Linked DNA regions of Homo sapiens: all the other regions are linked to region 1. Evidence: chromatin contacts called from ENCODE Hi-C or POLR2A ChIA-PET data. All regions are on one chromosome and are shown on one strand. Each heading gives the region's core, a stretch centred on a gene start or an enhancer-like site at or near the end of the contact. The rest is flanking DNA. Distances are from core to core; before and after follow the strand shown.

Region 1 (4,432 bases), core at 1,455-3,954:
TTACTGGACTTCTCTGGGCCTCAGGCTTCTCTTTTGTAAAATGAGGGTAAGATTATCTACCTCAAAGTGTTGTTTATTATAAGGATTAAACAGGAATACGTGTTCCCCTGGCACAGTAGTCCACAAATGCTAATTGTCTTTCTCTTCTGGTATTTTAAGTATCTAACATTCATTTCAATATTTCTTTTCTTTTTCTTTTTTTTTTTTTTTTGAGAAGGAGTTTCACTCTCGTCTCCCAGGCTGGAATGCAAAGGCGTGATCTCGACTCACTGCAACCTCTCCCTCCTGGGTTCAAGCGACTCTCCTGCCTCAGCCTACCAAGTAGGTGGAACTACAGGCGCTCCACCATGCCCACCTGATTTTTTTTGGATTTTTTTTTTCTTTTTAAGACAAAGTCTCGCACTGTTGCCCAGGCTGGAGTGCAGTGGTGCAATCTCCACTCACTGAAATCTCTGCCTCCCGGGTTCAAGCAATTCTCCTGCCTCAGCCTCCCGAGTAGCTGGGATTACAGGCGCCCACCACCACGCCCGGCTAATTTTTTGTATTATTAGTAGAGACGGGGTTTCACTATGTTGGCCAGGCTGGTCTTGAACTTGTGACCTCGTGATCCATGCGCCTTGGCCTCCCAAAGTGCTGGGATTACAGGCGTGAGCTACCACACCCAGCCTCATTTCAATATTTCTGTGACTTGCTTTGCGCTAGCCTGTGATGCTTTATGTAAATTAAGTAGTAGACATAGTCCCTGTTCTCAGATAAAACAAGTTATTGGTAGCATAATACACTTGCACGCATGAAGCAACTAACAAAAGATCGGTAAACAAGTGGGCTCCATGAAAGTGTGGGACTTGGTTAGGAAAATATACAATGAGGTAATTAAGGCTGCTTTCCTCTTTACCTTAAAGAAACGAAACAAGTAAACAACACTTAATCCACGTATCCTAAAGGGGAAATTTGGGACTGTCTACTTGAATTTTGGAGGTTGCAAGGGCTTTTTATTTTTATTTTTTTCCCTCAGATGGAGTTTCGCTCTTGTTGCCCAGGCTGGAGTGCAATGGCACCATCTCGGCTCACTGCAATCTCCGCCTCCCAGGTTCAAGCGATTCTCCTGCCTCAGTCTCCTGAGTAGCTGGGATTACAGGCGTCCACCACCACGCCTGGCTAATTTTTGTATTTTTAGTAGAGACGGGATTTTGCCATGTTGGCCAGGCTGGTCTCGAACTCCTGACCTCAGGTCATCCGCCCACCTTGGCCTCCCAAAGCGCTGGGATTACAAGCGTTAGCCACCGCGCCCGGCCTTGCATGGGCTTTTGAACAGTCATTTCTGAATTACTTCCTGGATCCCCAGGAGTCCACAAATGTGAAGGAAAGGGAAACCCAAGTAGATCCTTCCGGTAATTTATTCTGCTTTACCCTTTAGGTAAAGGTAAAAACTACTAGATCAAGTAAACTTTGGAATTATTTGTGGACTTTAATCGTCCGTATTTCTGCTGCATTCAATTATCAAATATCAGTCAAGTGTTTTGAGAAACAAATATTCAGTAGCCACAGAAACCTAACAGGCCTATGTTTGCTTTGTTTTATTAACTCCTTGGAGGGACAGAACACTACCAATTACACCCACAAACGTTATCGACATCAACAGAACTGTAAATGACAACACGGCAATATTCTGCACTTTCCCTATGCCTAGGAGCTAATTCCACTTTACATATATTATCTTATTATTTCACACATTAACCCTGGAGGCATGTTTGGAGTTGCCTAATTTTTATGTACACTTTTTGATAAGGAACTAACAAAAATAACTTGCTGAAGGAAGAAAAGGGAGACTAAGTCCAGAACTGAATGAAAAGCACATGGTTTCTTCATCCTCCATCACCAGGCTGTCTAACGAGGCTGAAGAAGTACCATCCATGAGTAAGTGCGTCAAGGGCAAACAAACATCATCGCATATGGACAGTGGTGTGAAATTCGAGAAATCCGAGGAGGGTTAACAACAACAAAAAGCACACCACCACGCCGATCTTCCTCGGGTCCCAGGTTGGCAACTCAACGCCCGGGAGGAATCCCCCCGGAGGCGCGCCGGTCCTACTGGCCTCACTCCCTACCTCCTGGAGGTCCGGAGTCCCGCTCCTTTCCCTCAGCGGTACAATACCCGTGTCGGTCCATTCCCTCACCGTGAGTCGAGGACTAGTTCTCCTGACTAGGCGACCGGCACACACCGCCTGCGACCAGCTCCACAGCAGCGGTCCTGCTACTGCGAAGTAGGCTCAGGTCAACCGGCAGGAAACGACTCAACGCGCAGCCGCCGCGGCCTCCAACCACCGGTGGGCAGAGGGGCGCTAGGCAGTCCTCGATCCGCTCGCCGCGATCCGGCGGAGGAGGAGGAGCAGAGGGAGGCGAGCCGCAGCGCTGCGGCGAGGAGCCCAGGGAGGTAGGTTGTCGTGGGGCTCGGTCCGCCATTCTGGCAATTCCAGTCAAACGGCAAGCCCCGACCCGCTCGGCCCGTCCCTTCCTCTCCTGCCCCTGCAGCCGACAGGAATGGAACAGTCCCGCGGGGGGGATTGTGGGAGGCGCACGCGCGAGGGGTGGAGGGTGGTAGGGGGGGCTGGCGGCGGCGGCGGCGGCCGTGGCGGCGGTTGGTGGCCGTGGGGGCGGGGAAGGGGGGGGAGGAGAGAAGAGGAGGTGGAGGAGGAGGAGGAGGAGGCTTGGGCTTGCGCCGTTGAAGGTACGCGTGAGGGCCTGCGCCGGCGCCGGCTTGACAGGGCCTGAGGGGTAGTGAGGGACTGGACGAGGGGGTTCCTGTGGGTGAGCGCGTACGGGCTGGCTGGCGCGCGGGGCGGCCGAAGGTGGTGGTTGGTGGGAGCAGCCAGCGACGAGCCCGTAGACACTCGTACGCGTGCGGGCGGGCGTGCGCGCTACGCGGACGGAGTCGGGCGGAGCGGGGGACGGTGGGAAAGAACGCAAGGAGGAAGGAGTGGAAGGTTGAGGGGGGCGCTAGGCGCCCTTCGCTCCCTCCCTCTGGAGGAGCTGCCGCCGCCACCGCCGCCACTCTGCTGCTGCCGCCGCCGCCGCCGCCGCTCCCGCCGCCATTTTGGGTTCGCTTTGCGGAGGGGAGACGATCCCAGTCTCGGTTGCGGGACCCGCCTCCCCTCAGTTTGCCCCCTTTAGCCTTCCACCTTTCCCTTCTCCTCTCTCGCATTTCCGCCAGTCAGCTTACCCGCTGGCCGCCTCCTGACAAGCGGGAGGGATCCGCCGTGGACCCAGGGAAGCGGAGGAGCCTGGCGGCCACCCCCTCTTCCCCACTTCCCTGCACTCTCATCGCTCTCGGCCTCGGCCTCGGCCTCCGACACGGTGAGTAGAACGATTTGGGCCGGCATTCGGGCCTAAGCACTCTCTCAGCGATTGAATCCTGGGCTTTCTGGGAGCCACTGTCATCTCCCGGACCTGGATCTCTGAGAGAGCAGTGGTGAAGATGGGGGAGGGGAGAGCAGGGAGGGGGATCCTGAGCCTACCGGGAAGTCCCTCCAGGCGGGGTGAAGGGGTGTCCCTGACAGGCAGACTCCCGGAGGGGGCTGGGAAGTAAGCGAGTGGAGGCGGAGTCGGCTGTGCCCCTGACAGGTTAGTTTGTGTTTGTAGGCATGATCGGAGCCTCCCCCATAGTCCAGTTTGTGTGTGTTTAATTAAGGGATAAGAGTGGTCGAGGACACGATCTTGAGAGGGGATTTTACCTGTGTGACAAGGTCTGTGGTGTCCCTGCCGCGTTGAACGGTATGTGGGAACGACAGGATGATCTCAGTGTTGTAAGTTTAATAAATGTCACTGGTTAGTTTGTACATGGAAAGAGATGTTTTTGGTCTAGCAGACAGATGGTCTGTTGGTGTGTAGCGGCTGTGTTGGTGTGTGTATGTGAGGATGGCAAGTGTTTCCGTAAGAGTTTGCCTTTATTTGTGTAAGTGTAATGGAGTTCCCCTTATAAGTTAGCTTATTTCTTGAATAAATGTTGGGAGGTTCCTTGCAGGTTGATATGTGTGTGTATTTTAGGGATTGGGAGCCCCTAGTTACTTGTTGGGAAAGAGCGGCAATGGTAGTGTTCTGTACAGCATGTGTCTGTGAGGTCAGGGAGGGGAGAAACTTGGCATAGCCAGTTGTGGTCTTAAGAATAGTTTGTGCCTTTGGTTAGAGTGAGTTGTGTAAATGTGAAGGGCCAAAATATCTTTAACAGAATCATTACTACAAAGTTGTAAAGAATGGGTGGCCTTATTTGTTGTCGCGGGTTTATAGTAATAGTTTACAATACAATAAGAAAGCTCTTTCAGTTTTTTTGTGATACTGAATCTCTGTGAAAATGGTAGGATGCTTTCTTCCATTTTACAAAATAGGAAATTTAGGCATAAGGAGAGAACTTCTCCAAGGCCGCATGTTAAATTGG
Region 2 (4,185 bases), core at 1,213-3,712, 350 kb before region 1:
CAGCCTTTTCCAGGTGAATAGCCCCAGTTCTGACATAAAGAAAGTTTTATTTGTATTTTACTACTGTTTGGTCAATTTTGATATATAACTGGTTACAAACAGAGCCTTACTATTTATTAGTGGGGAAATGATTTTAAGACCGTCCTTTTCAGTATTTAATTCTGACAGATCTGCATCCCTGTTTTGTTTTGGATTATTTCTGTTTTGGAAAATGCTGTCTCATTTAAAACTGTTGGATATAGCTGGATCCTGGATAGGAAAATGAAATTATTTTTTCATTGTGTTTTTTAATTGGGGTGATCCAAAGCTGGCACCTTCAGGCACATTGGTCTCATAGCCATTACTGTTTTTATTGCCCTTCTAAGATCCTGTCTTCAGCTGGGTCAGAGAAAACTTCTTGACTAAAACTGGTCAGAACTCATCACAGAAATGAAATACAGTGGTCTCTCTCTCCCAGAACTGGTTGCAGCTAAAACAGAGAGATCTGACTGCTGGCTATAGGATTTTGGACTTAATGACTGAAATTGCAAATTGTCCTTTTTCTTGGCATTACAGATTTTGCCAAAATAACTTTTTGTATCAAATATTGATGTGTGAAAGTGAAGGAGCTAGTCTGCTGAACCAGGAATAGTTTGAGATATTGAACTGTCATTTTTGCACATTTGAATACTTTGCAGGCTGGCTTTGTATAAACTTATCCTCTGGTTTCCTATATGTTGTAAATATTTAGACCATAATTTCATTATAAATAAATCTATAAATATTCTGCTTGTGGTTTCTCTGTTTTCTTCCACAACCCATCCATACACTGAAATTCATAAACTTTTTTACTCATAGCACAATGCAACTATAACATTACCAGAAAAATACATATACAGACCCCAAGGTTTGCATATAGTTCCCAGAGTTATGTAACTGCAAAATGTACCCTTAAAGTTCAAATGAAAAGGTTAAGGATTATTATGCTGGATATTTTCCATTTTCATATTTTAGCCCTCCTTTATTTAACAGCGTATTAAAAGGACTTCATGAATGAAGCGGGTTTTAAAGGAAATATGTTATTCTTGGAAAGACATTTTATTTTTTTTTGAGATGGAGTCTCGCTCTGTCACCCAGGCTGGAGTGGAATGGTGCAATCCTGGCTCACCGCAACCTCCTGGGTTCAAGTGGTTCTCCAGCCTCAGCCTCCTGAGTAGCTGGGATTATAGGCACCTACCACCATGCCCAACTAATTTTTATATTTTTAGTAGAGACAGGGAGTCACCATTTTGGCCAGGCTGGTCTTGAACTCCTGATCCTCAAGTGATCAGCCCACTTCAGCCTCCCAAAGTCCTGGGATTACAGGCGTGAGCCAGCACTCCTGGCCAGAAAGACTTAAATTTTGAGACGGAGTTTTGCTCTGTTGCCAGGCTGGAGTGCAGTGGCACCCTCTCAGCCAGCTAACTGCAACCTCCACCTCCCAGGTTCAAGTGATTCTCCTGCCTCAGCCTCCCGAGTAGCTGGGACTTATAGGCGCATGCCACCACACCCAGCTAATTCTTTTGTATTTTTAGTAGAGACGGTTTTACATGTTGGCCAGGATGGTCTCTTATTTCTTGACCTCATGACTCACCTGCCTCGGCCTCCCAGAGTGCTGGGATTACAGGTGTGAGCCACCGCGCCCGCCCGGCCCAGAAAGACATTTAAAAAGAACAGTGGTAGGCAGAGCTGCATGAGAACAATTTTCGTGTCAGTTTCTTCTAGCACCTGTGCTACGTAAATAGAGGGGAATATGGTTATAGTGGCTGCGCTTCAGTTCTGTATTTAACTCAAGGCCTCTGTTAACTCAGAGCTCTCTTTCCTGCCAGAGTGTGGTACATTTATTTAAAACAAGTTTTTGTGTGTCTTATACGTGTTTAAAATACATACAGAACTCTGATTAGGGAGTGTTGTGAACATCTGGTTTCTGAGAATGAATTTAGGTTTCAATAGCAAAAGTCATTGTGGCCGCTCCTTTAGGAAAGTCATTTTTCTCCTATGAGTAGTCATCCCCGGTAGACTTGACTGAAATCCTGTGTTTTAGGAGGATTTGGGGGGTGCCCCTGTCCTCCCTTCCTCTCATTACATTGGGTCAAATTAGTTTTGGGTTTTTTTTTTTCCCACAAGCAGCAAACAACCCTCGGTAAGTTGTTAATTTAAGTGTCCCTGCATGTCTCTTATCACGTACTCCCTTCCCTTTTGTGTAAATAATTTACTTTCTACTCGTGATTAAATACCCTTGTCTGTGAGTGCATACACCCTAGGTTGGGTAGGTGACCAGAGGACCTTCAGCGGTGGGTCCCGGAACTGGGTTTTAGGGACCTGGGAGGGGCGGGAAGAGGGCGGGGCAGGCTGTGGGCGTCACTGAGTGGCCCCGCCCCTCCTTCCGCGACTCGGGCGCCGGTGGCGCCATCTTACTCGGTTGCGGGAGGGGTCACAGGTCAGTGCCGGAGCCTCCGCGAGTGAAGGAAGACGAAGTGCGTGACCCGACCGGCTGTGGTGTTCCAGTCCCCACTGACCAGTAGGAGCAGCAGGGCGTCGGCTTGTGAGGTAGAGGGGTGGGGAGTCTGGCGGCGGAGCAGCAGCTGGGGGTGGGGAGGGGGTTCGGAGGAGAATGGGGAGGGGGCGGAACCTCTGGGTACCGCAGACGTGAGAGAACCCCTGCGGCCTAAGGGGCCGCATCCCTTTCTTCCCAAAACTTTCTCCTTGTCCCTACTGTGCCGAGACGTAAATTTATTTGTATCTTTTTATTTTTCTCTTTGGAAAAAGTAAAACCTGTGATGTGTCATGTGACTGAACTGTCTAGGAGGGAGGGTGAAGATGGGGGGGTTTCTTAGGGCCACCCGAAAGGGTGCAGTGGTGAGCAAGAGGGACAGGCCAGAGTAAGAGGGACAGGCCAGAATATGTATGGAAAGGTAAGGCACTGGCTTGAGGGCTGTCGCCGTGGTGTCTCCATCCTGGATTAAGCATTTCCTCCTCCTTTTCTAGGTGGCTTTTCCTCGGGGCAACCGAGGAAGGCCCCAAGAGGACAATGGATTCTGGAACTCGCCCAGTTGGTAGCTGCTGTAGCAGCCCCGCTGGGCTCTCACGGGAGTACAAACTAGTGATGCTGGGTGCTGGTGGTGTAGGGAAGAGTGGTAGGTAACATTTTCCATTTGACAGGAAGCATGGATGAAAAGTACTTAAATGACCAGATGGGATACTTGCTATCTTGCAATGTTAATACTTAAAATTCTCTCTGTGGGTCACCTTTGTGAGGATTTGACTTTTATTTCTTCTTTTGAAGCCATGACCATGCAGTTCATCAGCCACCGATTCCCAGAAGATCATGATCCCACCATTGGTAAGCCAGATCATCACTTATGTTTCCAAATATACCCCATAAAAATATCTTAATGAATATCAGTAGTTTCTAACTATTTATATTTTGAGGCTTTTTTGGAGTCTAATTCAGATTTATTTAGAAACAAGGGTATCAGCAGTTGGTAAGCAACTGAATATTTCTTTTTTTTTCAGACTTTATGTCATAAGCCATCTTTAGTCTTTGTCTCTTACTGAACATTAATGGGACAACTCTCTTTGTTGTATTTTTTTATGGTTGTATACAGGCCACTTAACGAAGCCTTTTCTTGCTGTCACTTCTCTAAGGGTATGACTTGAGACTCGCTCTGTAACTGTGAGTCAGCTGGTTTGAACTTCCACAAAAGGAAGCAGAGAAACAAGTAGAGCCAGGCTGCTGAACTCTTACAACCCAGACATGCCAAGCCTGGACATCTTGCACTTGGAGCTCTTGGTTTACTTCCTTATACCTTAAGTTCATTACGTAGTAATGTCTTCTCCCATGTCTGTCTGTTGTTTTTTTTTTTTTTTTGAGATGGAGTCTCGCACTGTCTCCCAGGCTGGAGGGCAATGGTGCGATCTCCGGTCACTGTAACCTCCGCCTCCCGGGTTCAAGCAATTCTCCTGCCTCAGCCTCCTGAGTAGCTGGGATTACAGGCATCTGCCACCACACCCGGCTAATTTTTGTATTTTTAGTAGAGATGGGATTTCACTATGTTGGCCAGGCTGGTCTCAAACTCCTGACCTCAAGTAATCCATCCACCTCAGCCTCGAAAAGTACTGGGATTACAGGCGTGAGCCACTGTGCCTAGCCCTCCGATGTCTTTT
Region 3 (4,556 bases), core at 1,457-3,956, 430 kb after region 1:
CCACCGCGCCCGGCCTTTTAAGGCATATTCTAAAGATTGCACCCCAACCTCCAAAATTAAAAAAAAAAATCTCTAAAAAATAAAAAGTGATTTCATCTCCTAGGCCCCAATCAATCATCTAAGTAAAGCTTTTTCTTTGGTCCTTTTATCCTCAAAGTCATCTCTTGTTCCCACAACCCACTGCACCTGGGAAGCTGGACAGCAGGCCCAGCTGAAACAAGGAGGTCTCTTTGGTTCAGGTTGGCACTAAGGTGCCCAGTGGTCAGATGAGCAGCCTCAGGTTTGCAGGAGCCAGTAGTTCCTGTCTTGCTCCTGGGGGTACTTCCAGAAAAGCCAGAAGCGGATAAAGCTGGTGACGATTCCTGGAAAGTTGGACACCTGAAATCACAAGAACTGCTATGAGGAGAGGAGCCAGTTTTCCATCTTGCACCCCTGTCACCCCATCCCAGTTGTGCTTACCATGATATAGGGATCTCTGAGTCGAAACCCATAGAGGCACCAGGAGGCAGAGGTGAGAAGGGTAGCAATGGTGAGTGGGTAGGAGAGACATTGGGTTGATTTAGTTTGAATCACCTTAGCCTGTGGGAAAGAATGGAAGACTCTCTTGGCCCAAGCACATCGTAAAGCTTCACTTGCCTAAGAATTTCCTCAAGAAAAAGGTCAGACACCCTCCCTGATCTGTCACCCAACCTTTCCTGCCTCCCACTCGCCCACTTCTACTGCCTTGTCTTCTTCCAGGGTTTGGATCTCCCCTTCCTCGGGACTGTAAGCCATAGTATTTGGCTATGAGAGCCTGACTCTTATCTCTCCTACCTCCTTGGACACCCCCACTCACCAAGTCAGCCAGTGGTGAGAGGTACATGCTGATGGTGAAGACACTGCAGAAGAGGCCCAACTGCTGAAGCCGGGCCTCAGGGTTGGGTACCAGGAGCCAAAAGTAGCCATAACCCAGGAGAAGGACCCCTAGCAGGGTTGCAGTCTGTAGGAGCACAACACGCTGCAGGGGAGAGAGTACCCTTACTTCCAGATGTGCACTCTGACTTCCCTGCTAGAGTTAATTCATCCTGCCTTCTCCAGTGCTCCAATGGGGAAGCCAAGCTGTCTAGGCCTCCAGCACTGCACTGTCACAGCTTCTTTCCCACCACCAACTTGATAGGAAAGTCTTATCCACCCACAACACTGGAGACTTCTGGGGGAGATAAATATGTGTTTTTTTCTGTGTGCTTGGCACACACAGTAGGAGCTTCATAAATGCTTGTGTGATTTAGCAGGGACGCAGAGCTAATCATCTCATTCTCACCCACAGGCCCTGGCTCTGAAAGAAATATCAGAGACAAAAGCCCTTTCCCCTTAGCTTGTTGGCTGAAGCCCAGGGCAGGCAGCATAGGCATCTCAGGCTAGGCAGAGCTACCAGCCTTGCCTAAATGGGGGCAATGTGTTCATCTCAGAAGGCTGGCTTCATAGAGGAAGGGGACCTGCAAGGCTGGAGAGGCCTTCCTGGAAAAGGTGGCAGTGCCAGCTGTTACAGTCTTCTAGGAAATAGTGTTTGCCCTGCCAGCAAGGCAGGGCGTGCAGCAGATAGGTGGGTCCAAGGGAGGGCCTCTACCTTCCGAGGGCAGTAATGCAGATATGCCAAGATATACAGGGTCTGAAGCGCAGCACCCACTGTGTTGACGACGATGAGGATCCCGTCTCCCTTCAAAGCCCCATAACTCAGCCAGCCCAGGTTGCTGCAGGGTGGAGGGGATGGACATGGCTCAAAGGGTTCAGTGTGAGAGGAGGACCCAAAGGGTCTTTCACTCTTTTTTTTTTTTTGAGACGTAGTCTCGCTCTGTCGCCCAGGCTGGAGTGCGGTGGCACGATCTCGGCTCACTGCAAGCTCCGCCTCCTGGGTTCACGCCATTCTCCTGCCTCAGCCTCCCGAGTAGCTGGGACTACAGGCGCCCGGCACCACGCCCGGCTAATTTTTTGTATTTTTAGTAGAGACGGGGTTTCACCGTGTTAGCCAGGATGGTCTGGATCTCCTGACCTCGTGATCCGCCCGTCTCGGCCTCCCAAAGTGCAGGGATTACAGGCGTGAGCCACCGCGCCCGGCCAAACCTCTTTCACTCTTGCTCCTCCTGCCCCGCCCCCACCTCCCTCTGGTAGCCTTTCCCACTACCGCAGCCGTCGGCCCCTCACTTGACTTCCGTGGTGAGAAAGGGCAGGAACTGGACGTTGTCCACACTCCGGGTCATTCGCATGTGCCTGAGGTCCGAGCTGTAATGGGGCCCCGAAGGGAGGGGTGGGGGTGGGAAGGGAGAAGCAGAGTGCTAGAGGGGGATGCCCAATGCCTGTCATCCTTTCCGGACCACCGCAGACCCCGCCCCCTCTCCCCCCCGCCAGCTATCCTGCCTTCTCCTTCAGGCCTAGTGACCAGCCTCGCCCTTGTACCCCGGTCCCCTCGACCCGATCCCACTTTGATCCCGGTTCCGGACGAGCCAGGTGCTGTGGCCACGTCTCTGTCCCCTCTCTCTCCTTTCCTGACTGCCTAGTCCTCCCCAACCCAGCCCGGCCGCACTCTCACAGGCCGGCGGAGAACATGCCAAGGGTGAAGACCACGCATGCTCCGTAAATGAGCGAGTCCAGAAAGCCGCCCGCCTCCATTACGACTAGAGTCGGATCCCGCGCCCAGCGCCCGCCGCGAGCCTGCGGTTGCCGGGACCTACTGCAGCCCAGACCTGCGGCTCTGGAGCCCCGCCCCGCGCACTCGGCTCCGCCCCCGCACGCTCGGGCCGTCCCTCCGGAAACTGCGCCGAAGCCCCACCCTCCCTCCGACGCCGAACCGGAACTCGCGCCCCTCTCCTCCGAGCGCCTTCCCAGTACCCTGGTCCAGACCTCTTCCATGTCCCGGTCAGTCCCCTTCCTAGGGCTCCGCGGGTGTGTCCCCGATACCTGCCGCTGCTCACACTCTGCCTACCCCTTGGATCATCTAGACGCCCCCAGTCTCAACGCTCGTGTTCCCACAGGCCTGTGCGCCTTCGGCGGTGGACCTCCAAACAAAAGCTTGCTAGTTTAACAAGACTTCAGCACGCTTTCCATCCAGAGCTCCACATCAGAACCTCAGTTGCCCAGGGTTTGGGAAGTTTTTTTCTGGAGTGTGCTGCCGAAGCTTTTTCTCAAAATAACACATTACCAGGAATCACCAAGCCTTCCTCTTTTGCCCTCCCTCTCGGGTCAACTTTACATGACGTGGCCAATCCACTGACGCCTCTATCACTGACCCCCGGTCCAACCCACTTGTTACTGGGAACTTTCCCTCCCAGCCTCCCACACGTCTCTGCTAGTGTGGCTGTGGGGCGGGGCCGCATGCCTCAGCTGGCGTTCCCAGCTTCCCTGACTCACCGAAACAGCGTGAGTACCTGAATGGTAGTATGCCAAAGCCCTGCGGTGACGGAGTGGGAGTGGGGTAGAGGTCGGATAGGAAGAACTTCCAGAGTGGAGTGCAGCTCAGAACCCGAGAGACAGCTGTCAGGAGCACTCCGGTCCTGGACAGCCCTCAGAGGAGGAAACATCCCACCCTTTTGGCCTCGTGAGGGGCACACATTCTTTGGAGAGAAAGAAATTCAAACCCAGTTGCTACTGTTGTAGCACAGAGAGCCTCGCACTTAGCAGGGACTCAATGGTCATATGTTTTAATATGGAGTGGCAGAAAAGCATGTCCGAAAAAACACATTGCTTTATTTTGAGACAAAGAACATTGTATAAAAAAACTCCAGTTGTAGAAATCAGGACAGACACACAGCAACTTATATACAGATACTATACACGTGGGCCCTGCCCTTTAGGCTACACTCTAGGCAGAATGTACACATGGGCACTGCCCTTACAGCTACACTCTAAGAACAGGTTGGCACAGCCCCCCTGCTGGCACAGCTCTGGGGAGTGCTGCCCCAGGATGGGAGAGAATGCAGTACCTGGCTACAAACTTCTCTGTGGCAGCTCCACAGATGAGGTCTTGCTGGGAGATGCTGGGTCAGCCCAAGCATGCTGCCTCTCCTGTACCTGGCTTCCAAGCAAGAAACTGTTTCTTGCTTTTCCTTCAGTCAGTTCATCTGGGCATCCTGGCTCTCTCCTGGAGGGGGCATCTTTGACAAGCTTTGCCCATCCACGTGGCCCCTTCCAGCTCAGCTCCCACTGTGCCTTAAGGGACCATGCCTGCACAGCTTGTTTCTTTGGCTTAAAGGCAGGAATGGTGGGAAAGGACTGTCTCCACTTCTTTCTCCATCCCTCCGAGGTGAAGGTGGGGATGGCACTGTCGGGCTGGTTGGCCTCCTTCCGGTTGAAAACCTTAATACTGACCCGTTTTGAGGCTGCTAGGTGATAGCTTATGCCTGTGGTGGGAGTGGTTCCCAGGGCTGGGGGCTCTGAAAGTGGCCCCAAGACAGGTTTGGAGTGCCTGTCCCTCTCTTCAGCCTGTCCCTCTTTAAGGCCAGGTGTGGCATACACCTTCACGGGGTTTGCAGCAGCAGAAGTGGAAGGAGCAGCACAGTCCAGGCAAGTGGGAAGAGGCGTGG

The links. A loop is a pair of places that touch in the nucleus more often than their neighbours do. ChIA-PET counts read pairs that join two places held with the same protein, here RNA polymerase II (POLR2A). Pooled maps may share reads with other maps.
Region 2: a loop to region 1 is called in a pooled map, with 7 times the contacts of the local background. The contact joins the promoter of RIT1 here to the promoter of ASH1L in region 1. A Hi-C loop is called at or near these places in 7 of 50 pooled maps. POLR2A ChIA-PET finds 5 or more read pairs at or near these places in 2 of 52 experiments (Caco-2 and WTC11).
Region 3: a pooled map shows a loop between it and region 1 (6-fold over the local background). The contact joins the promoter of SLC50A1 here to the promoter of ASH1L in region 1. A Hi-C loop is called at or near these places in 8 of 50 pooled maps.

Annotation. Positions count from the first base shown.
Region 1 is chr1:155,561,075-155,565,506 of GRCh38, reverse strand. ASH1L (ASH1 like histone lysine methyltransferase) reads left to right here and starts at 2,704. Exons shown (of 28, transcript NM_018489.3): 1 at 2,704-3,354. ASH1L-AS1 (ASH1L antisense RNA 1) reads right to left here and starts at 3,465. Exons shown (of 2, transcript NR_147964.1): 1 at 3,221-3,465; 2 at 1,563-2,257. It also overlaps a transcript of MSTO1 not described here. RefSeq lists silencers at 1,195-1,489, 2,574-2,713, 2,764-2,913 and an enhancer at 2,118-2,685.
Region 2 is chr1:155,909,626-155,913,810 of GRCh38, reverse strand. RIT1 (Ras like without CAAX 1) reads left to right here and starts at 2,462. Exons shown (of 6, transcript NM_006912.6): 1 at 2,462-2,568; 2 at 3,007-3,155; 3 at 3,305-3,361. The coding sequence starts at 3,050. KHDC4 (KH domain containing 4, pre-mRNA splicing factor) reads left to right here. Exons shown (of 14, transcript NM_014949.4): 14 at 1-766.
Region 3 is chr1:155,134,002-155,138,557 of GRCh38, reverse strand. SLC50A1 (solute carrier family 50 member 1) reads right to left here and starts at 2,706. Exons shown (of 6, transcript NM_018845.4): 1 at 2,567-2,706; 2 at 2,182-2,259; 3 at 1,607-1,730; 4 at 836-997; 5 at 460-579; 6 at 1-378. The coding sequence starts at 2,646. The coding sequence ends at 277. It overlaps EFNA1 (ephrin A1), which reads right to left. Exons shown (of 5, transcript NM_004428.3): 5 at 3,659-4,556. The coding sequence ends at 4,491. RefSeq lists a silencer at 2,666-2,905 and an enhancer at 3,176-3,265.